Linked DNA regions of Homo sapiens: region 1 is linked to region 2. Evidence: chromatin loops called from intact Hi-C (ENCODE). Cell type or tissue: sigmoid colon. All regions are shown on one strand. Links, peaks and the distances in the headings refer to the core of each region. The heading gives the core; the rest is flanking DNA.

Evidence for each region. A loop is a pair of places that touch in the nucleus more often than their neighbours do. Peaks named below come from ENCODE experiments on the same cell type or tissue, not always from the same donor. Only the 100,000 strongest peaks of a DNase experiment are listed, where the experiment ranks them.
Region 1: it touches region 2 in a loop (4-fold over the local background); 1 of 110 quality-filtered maps calls a loop at or near these places.

The regions. Positions count from the first base shown.
Region 1 is chr7:121,518,175-121,522,578 of GRCh38, reverse strand. No RefSeq gene overlaps it. Among named protein-coding and RNA genes, the nearest start is that of FAM3C, 120 kb to the right of the region's middle. In sigmoid colon, for the core only: no CTCF peak of the experiment used is centred there; a DNase peak (open chromatin) is centred at 2,238.
Region 2 is chr7:120,723,355-120,727,758 of GRCh38, reverse strand. The region is part of intron 1 of KCND2 (potassium voltage-gated channel subfamily D member 2); the gene reads right to left. Among named protein-coding and RNA genes, the nearest start is that of TSPAN12, 130 kb to the left of the region's middle. In sigmoid colon, for the core only: a CTCF peak has its summit at 2,124 (motif pointing right); no DNase peak of the experiment used is centred there.

The DNA.
Region 1 (4,404 bases), core at 99-4,098, 790 kb before region 2:
GCAATTATATATATATGTGTGTGTATGTGTGTGTATGCATATATATATATATGTATATATATATATATGTATATATATATATATATATACACACACACACACACATATATATATATATAGATGTAGATAGCCCCAACAAAATTGCACCAAAGGATGTGTCCAAGAATAGTTATGGTAGCATTATGTAATAGCCAAAGACTGGACTCAGTCCAAATGAGGGAATCATGTGCCTTAACTGTATTCTGTCCTCTGCAGGACAAGACCCTAGAAAAGCCAAAATCATGACAATTGTAATAGTGACACTTTATAGGGCAGAGTTTAGGTATGCTGATTTCCTGAAACACTTACAGGATGTACACTCAGTCCTACCTTCTAATCACAAGATGGTCCCAGGCAGCTGGTTTGAAATGTGTCATGCATTCAGAGGTTCTGTGCAAAGATAGATTGGGAAGTAAAGGTAGTCTGCTCCACCCCATCAAGTCGCTGAACCTGGGGCCGATATGAAAGCAAACTGGATAAGTGTGTAGATTCTGCTAAGCCACAATTTCAGCAATACGTCCAGTGTTGTTTTTAAAGAGTGAAACACTTCCAAATGAGATTTAGCAGCAGCTCACTAAATTTTTATGTAAGTTGTATTGCCAGGAAAGAAAATTGCAGCTTGCAAACAGGAAACTGTGCCTGACTCAAATCAGCTCAACAGGGTGTCTGGCCATTCATGACTGATAAAAAATATAGTGCTCCAGAGGGTACCCAGCTCCATGAGGGTATTCTCCCTGTTATCTATCTCAGGGCAGCCCTAAAAAATAGTGAAAATGATTGAAATTTTCCTGCTAGGCAATACCCAAGGAACTTCATTTACTTCAAGAGAGTGAGATGGCATGCTGATACCCATGGCACTTACTGATCTAACTCATCATGTAACTTACAGCCCCTGGCCTCTTAGTGCCAATTGAAAAGGCCATTGTGAAACTGAACTTCTTCCCTGAAGGCTGTTTATGCCTGCTTAATATAGGAGGTCTCTTCTCCAACCCCCACTTCCTTTTTATACTATTGATTATTGGATGTTGTCTTATTTCGCACCCAGTTGTTTGCAAGGAATCTTGATTTATTCAAAATACGAGAAAAAGATGAGAATTTCTCAGAAGGAAACTTAAGGTCAGGACACACCAAATTTCATGAGTGGAACCAGGAAAAAAAATTGAAATTGACTTGACTCTGTTCTTTTTAAGTGTACATGATGTGTTTTTACTGCCCTTTTCTTTCCCTCTCTCTCTCTCTCTCTCTCAGCTACAAAATATAGGTTGCCTCTCTTAAAGTTTTGAGAAAATCACATAAAACTTGAAGGGAAAGTTGTTTCTGTTAGGCAAAATGCTTCTATTTCTGTTTTCAGTGTGTTAGTAGTGGTTAAATTTAGAGTTTACTCCAGCAGATCTCAGACTTTTGCACAGATCAGAATCATCTGAGAGGCTTGTTGTTAAATCACAGATTGCTGAGCACCATCCCAGAATTCCTGATTCCATAGATCTGAGGAGGGGCCTGAGAATTTGCATTTTTCATGAGTTCCCTGGTGATGCTGATGATGCTGGTCGAAATCCCACTGTAAGAGTCACTCATTTATTCCACAGTCTGCATACTGGTGAAGACTGGAGAGGAGGAGAGGACAAGAGGAGGAATAGATATCACCTGGTGATAGAAGGCCCTAATACACAGGAACTGGCTGTGGTTGTCCTCTTCCTACCAGGTTTAGGGTGAGCATTTTTGTAATTGTATGTGTGACAGGCCGTAACTGGAAGTATATTTATGAAGGAAAAGATATTTGTGTGTTTGGAAGACTAAAGAGTTTATTAGACAGGTCTCATTGCTTGTCCTTTCTCCCACTTCTTCTAGAAAATCTATGCCACTCATAATCCTAGAACAGGCAGTGGTTCATAGCTCTGTTGGTCCAGTTGTCCTGTGTCTGTTTGGATTTACATCTGTTCCTGTTATAATAGTGCTCCTTTTACTCTCGAAAGTGTGGTCACTCAGTACGTAGCAGATGACATCCACTTCTTTTTCCCTTCACCTCCCTTCCTCAAAGCTGACTTGACTGGGGAAAACTACTTCACCCAAGGCTAACCAAGCCATTGGCTGGTTAGCAACGAATCAGCTGCTAACTCTTGAGAATTTATGCTAAAAGACTGTAAGAGATGAAGTCAGAGGGTAGCTCTGGGACCTGAAAAGTCATGTGGAGTCAGGGCTGGGGAGGCCCTTGGGAGACATAGTTAGCCATATTCAGTATGACTAAGTAGAGAAAGCCAGCCAGGGAGCAGCAGAGGAGTAAGCCTGAAGAGGAAATAAAGCAGCTACGCAGAGAGAAACCATGAAATGAAGAAGCCGACTGAGATACAGCAGTTCCTGAAAGACAGGGTTCCTGACTTTCCTGTTCCCAGAGTCTCCAAGAAGCCTGGCTATAAATATTTCCCCAGGGTTCTCTAAGGTTTTCAGGTACTCTTTAAATAACCATCCTTTATGGGAGCTAGCTTGAAAGGGTTTCTTTCCTGTGCAAGCAAAAAAGCATTGAGTAGAGTGCTACTGACATTACACTGTTGATGTGCCCCAGGCGGCCTCTTCAGCCCTGGCTCTATATGTCTTCTTTGCTTTCTGAGCTGCAGAGACACTTTGGTCTGACATCATTGCTCAGTAACTTCCGTGTTCGATTCTTATCCAATGCTGCTGGGCAAAAGTGGAACAGAACTAACATTAGCAGGGGTAACTATGTGGGTAAGTGGAACAGAGGCACACAATTGTAGAACTCACAGTAAAATTTGAGATCGCGGAGACTCGTTCCTTTCTTTTACAGATAAGAAAGCCTGAGGGAAGTGACTTTTCCAAGATCATAAACAAGAAAATATACCCCAAAGATTATTCTTCACTCCCTACTTTTGCCCTGCCAGATTTGCTTTTGTCCAAAACGTATTTGATGGGGGGGGAAAAGTTCAATCTACAATTAAAGTTAAGGATGGAAGTGAAAAGGGCCTAGAAATGGCAGCACTGAGTTTTATTGACTTGGAAAGCTGTAATCCAATAGATGGAAAAAGCACAAAAATACAATCCTATTCCATCATACAGGACCTGAGTACCTATATGTACTCAGCAGGGAAATATAACCTGAAAGTACCAAATATTTGGTTCAAAACAATTCATTCTAACTCCTACAAAAACATGTCAGTACTGAGATTGATCGTACTGATTTCCTTCTTTCTACCATAGCTAAGGACCCAGATAGAAACCACATAAAAAATATTAGCAGCACTTTTCATGTATCCTTCCACTAAAGTATAATCTGGCCAAATGTGTTTCAAAAGCATTTTAGGAAATTTTAGTATTTATTAACTTATACTATTGACATATTGTCAAGTTATACAAAAGAACTATTCCAAATATTATCATGATAGCTTATAATTACAAATATTAGAGGAATCTTAAAAAATAACATTGCCTTTTCCAATACCATCTTTCTCTCTAAAATGGTACCACCCAGCTGTGAAGTGAATACCTTCCTTAGGAAAAATCCTGCTTTTAGCAAATACAGTTGTCTGAAATTGGGAAGACAGTAACAAACATCAGTCTTCATCTGAACTGTAAGTCTAACATAGCAAACTAGCTCTCCATAACATTGGCCCACTTGTCTCTTAATCTTCAAAAGGAAGTACTGTGTTACCCCTCAGCAGGCAACCCCAACACAAGTTACTCTTAGGGAAGGTCTCCAAAAAAGCCTACTTTCAAATTCCCTACCCACTACCTCAACCTCTCTCTCAGTGTTTACTCATGCTTTTATTATCAACTATCTGAGGAAAAAACACAAAAAACAAAAAACATGTCTTTGCCCATTTCAGGATGAGAATGAGACCTTCTACTTGTCTCCCATATCCTGTCCTTCCACTCTCTTCTCTTCATCTTCACACTTCCCATCTCACATCTCCCTTCACTGACTCTTTCCCATGCCCTATAAATATATTCAACCCTCTCTCATTCTAAAAAAACAAAAACTTTATAAAATCATATTTACCCTCAAGGTGAATTTTCCATTTCCTTTTTTTTTTTTTTAGCCGCTAAACTTTTCACCTCCAACTTGTCACTTCAATTACAGCAATTCTGTATTAGTTGCTTCTCACATTGCCGTAAAGAAATACCTGAGACTGGTAGTTTATAAAGAAAAGAGGTTTAATGGGCTCATGGCTCTGCAGGCTGTACAAGAAGCATGATGCTAGCGTCTGCTCAGTTTCTGGGTAGGCCTCAGAAAACTTACAATCATGGTGGAAGTTGTAGGGGGAGCAGGCACATCACAATGGCCAGAACAGGAGCAAGAAAACAAGAGAGTGAGGGGGGAGGTTCCACTTTTAAATGACCAGATCTCATGAGAAT
Region 2 (4,404 bases), core at 168-4,167:
TTTCACCCTGGACATCTGCCAGACCTCATGTTTATGGCTCCCTTTCTTCCTCATATCGGTTAAAAAGGTACAACATGGAAGTGCCTTTTGCATAAAAATGTTAATTCTAAATTTGCGTACTTCCCAAAAATACTGGCTAAAATTTTATATTTTGCCAAATATTGAAGATTATTTTGGGTGGAAGACCAATTCCTCAGAAGAGATTTAAGTTTTGGCTATTAAAGATTTGTCTCAAATATTATCAAAAATTTTCATGCAAAGTTCTTGAATTCTGGCATGCACTCTACTTAATACTAAATCTCATGAAATCTGATTAATTCAGGCAGACAATGCATCCATTCATCCATCTATCCATCTTCCTATTTATCAAGTAATATTGATAGGTTGAAAATATGCATAATTTTAAAACATAATTCATTGTAAACCAAATGTTATTGACACCTTACTAAATATTTCCCTGTTTAGTATTTCTTCAGAAGTTGCATGACTAGTTCAGAAGTTGCATGATGTGGCTGTCTTTATATCTCAAATGGAGAAATATTTCCTTGAATTTTCTTACACCATCTTCAAACAATACTGTTAGCTTCCTAGTCCTATTCATATAGTTTCTATTTTTTCTCTTTTTATTTGATGGGTATAAATGTATGTTCATTTGATAGAGTACAAATGTTATATGAGGCAAATCTCCCTAGCTAATGCGTGACTTTCCATCTCTGAAAGTATGTCCCACACACACTAAAAGATAAAACAAAAGTCATGTAATTGATAAATAATCATGAAGATAGAAGAGATCCTTGTACAACAGGAAGAAAATTCTGATTTTAAAATAAACCTTGATGCTTACTGTAACTCAATCTCTCACATTATCTTTTTCATTTTTTACAAGGAAAAATTGTGAATTACTAGGTATAAGGAATAGAATGAATGAACAGATCCTGTGCAGGTGCACAGAAGTTCAGGAGCATTCTGTACATTGTATAGGGCAGTTGCTGGTTCAAAAAAATGCTGCATTTCAACTACTACAATAATTAAAAGAAACTCACATGGGACATGAATCAGTATTTGGAGTGTAAGTATTTGAAAAGCAGGTATCCTTTAAAAAGTTAGATGAAAGTAAGTAATGTGTATAATGCCCCGGTGAAAGCCGTTAGTTGATTATGTGTGTACGTCTATGTGCGTTTAAATTATTGACCTATCCACTGAATTTTTCTCTTTGACCAGAGTGTTAGTCTGAGAGGTCTAAGAAACAATTTCTTCTGACCTGGAAGCTGGATCACTTTGTAACTAGTAATTCTACCCCTTAGGGTCTGAGTATCTATGTTATTCATGGATTTTCTGCCATCAGCTTGGTATTCTAGAAGGATCACAGTTTGATGGATGATTTTTACAGTAGCTGTAATGTTTGCAAATAGCAAATGACCTTTTTTTTGAGTGTTGTTACATAACACCTGCTTGTGGTATTGAACTTGTTTGCCAGAGGGGCCCTGGTATTACTTCACAATAGGCAGATTTCTCTTTGACATTTTAAAATCGATATTTGCCTAAAAAGTTGCCTTGATTTTGTCTCCACCTCTCTTGCCTGGAGGATCAATTACTATACGATCAAAGCCCAAGAACATTTTTTTTTGGATCAGCTAATGTATGTAGTTGTTTAAAGTATTCTGCGTTATTTCTTGTTTCAGCCAAATTATGAGCTACTGTTAACTTTTAACAGTGTATTTTAAAAAAACTGTTTCCACTATTCACAGCATTAATAATCTTAATTAGCGCCCACTAAATGAAAGCGGAAGCTAGAGGATTCCACACCCTAATTAGAGATTTTTACCTCGGAGTCTATGAACTTTCAAGGAGTGCGTGGATAAATTCAAGGGAGTCAGGGAACTCCATGATACTATATGTTTTCATATGCATTTTCATGAAAAGTGTTTTCACAGGTGTTATTAAATTATCCAAAGTGTTATAGCCCAAATAATGTTTAAAACTTCTCATTTGAATACTTAAGATACTTAAGGGAGTATCGATGTTAAATATTGTCAACATAAAGAGTCTGAACTCACAATGCACGAAGGAATTGCTGAAAAATATCAGCATTATTTTACAATTGCAGAAATACCAAATACCCGCTAGGGGGCATAAAAACCTAAATGAAAGTTTGGAAACAAACCAGGTCTTTGCTGGTTTTCACAAGCTGAGAGCGAGAAAAGTATTTCCAGTAAATTGCCTGTACCGATTCCTTATCTTTTGCCTGCACACATGTAATATTTAGGCTGTATTTTGGGCATCTTATTCCTCTGGAAATAGTTGACCCCTACCCCACAAATTTCATAAATTATCTATTTTCAAGGTGTTTCCAAAAAGATGCAAAAATAATTCCGACAGCATTTTGTGTTTCTTTTACAAAGATAAGTAATTTTCTCTAATGCTAGGTATCGCTAAGGCACAATTTTAAATAAGAAACCCTTAATTAGGACCCTTAGTGTGAAAATTACATGAAATTAAAGGATTAAGATTTGTGTATAGAAAAGAAAAAATCAAGGAAAGAACTAAGATGATTTTAGCACATCTACTCAACATTCTCAACATTTATACAGTAAACCCTCAATGTGGGATTTCAGCAGGGCTTACTGACTGCGTTCTTTAGCTTGTGCTTTTTTAAAAAAACCAAATTCTTTCCTGTTTCCTATTTTTTTCCTCTTGCTTTTAGCCTATTATATGATTATGGCAAGGCTTTAAAGGTTATAAATGGAACATATGATTTTGACCTAACATTCTAATGAAGTGTTTTTTACCTAAATGAATGTCATCAGTAAAAGACTATATAGTCTCCTTTACAGAATATTTTATGTTCAAAATATGCCTTTCAGAGCCATGTTTTTAACACTTTATTCCCTCATTTTATAAAATTATGATTTTTAAAGAAGTTATGAAAATAGATGTACAACTGATTACTGAGAGGTACACATTAAAAACAAACAAAAAAACCCACTAGGGACTGGCTTTCCCAGCTGTGGAGCCACCGGAAATATTTTCCTGTGCTTTGAGTTCCTAGTCTTTGTTGCCTGGAGCTATCCTTTCACTCTCACATATCTGTGAGTCTGGTCATGTCATTCTCCTGCATAAAAGCCTTCAGTGTCTCTCCATCACCTGCAGGAAAGAGCCAAGCTCTTTAGCATGATAACCACAGCTCTTCATGACTTGGCCACCTCATCCTCCACTGTTCACCCACATACACCCCATAGTCTCACTGGAACAAATAACTTTCTATTACTGGAATGTACTACGTCTTTCCATTTCTGTATGTCTTGTAATACTGTTCTTTCCAGAATATTCCTCTTGGCACTCCTACTGCATAAATCCTTTGGGTAATTTCCAATTTCCATTGATGAAGCTCAAATGTCAATTCTTATTTAAAAACTTCCTGACAATTTTATCTCTATCCAATAAAAGTATCCACTCTCCCTTTGCTATGCCTTCAATGCTACTTGCAACTGAGAGAGTAGAATTAGATTTTTACAGGCCTATCTTCTCTTACCAGATCATGAGTTCAGTGAGGTCAAAGATCATGTCATTGTTATAAACCCAGGTCTAGCACAGACCTTGTCCAGTGCTGAGCAAATAATTGGAACCAATAAATATTTATTGCTTAAATAAATCCTTCAGGGAAAGGTCTGATGGTAAACAATACATATGGCAGGGAGTGAGGGGAGATAAAGGTCTCTTCCTCTTTTTTTCCTGAACCAGATTTCTTATTTTTCTCCAGGCCCAAAACCATGTCACCACCTCAGTTTTTCTAAATTCCTCTCCAATACTTAGACAAAATGCCCAGCATAACCTGGTTCTACACTGTTTATGCTTCCTCTTTTTATACTCAGAGAAATCCATTTTTAACCTAGATGATTTGAAATGAAAATAGAAGTGGCGAGACCTGCCACTTTTCCAGTTTCTACCTGTTTTCCATGGTCACATACTTAACAAACATGAATCTATAAATCTGGCCAGAATTTGTTGATTTTAATTTTAATTTTTTTAAGAGACAAGGTCTCACTATGTTGCCCAGACTGGAGTGCAGTGGCTGTTGACAGGTATAGTCATAGTGTACTACAGTCTAGAAATCCTGGACTCAAGGGAACCTTCAGCCTCAGCCTCCAGAGTAGCTGGGACAATAGGCATGCACCACCATGCTCAGCTTGGCCATCATTTTAAAATACAAATAACTCCAACTTGGCAGATTTTGTCCTTTTAAATATCCAACAATTCAAATAAATATAGACTCTGTTCTCTAAATCTCACCATCATCCTGTGAAGTAGCTGAGTTGTTCAATAACCATCTATTCTTCTCTTGGATGCTACTAATCTTAGATAGTGAGCACTGGCAATTATCTGAAAATTCCATCGTGTGGTAGT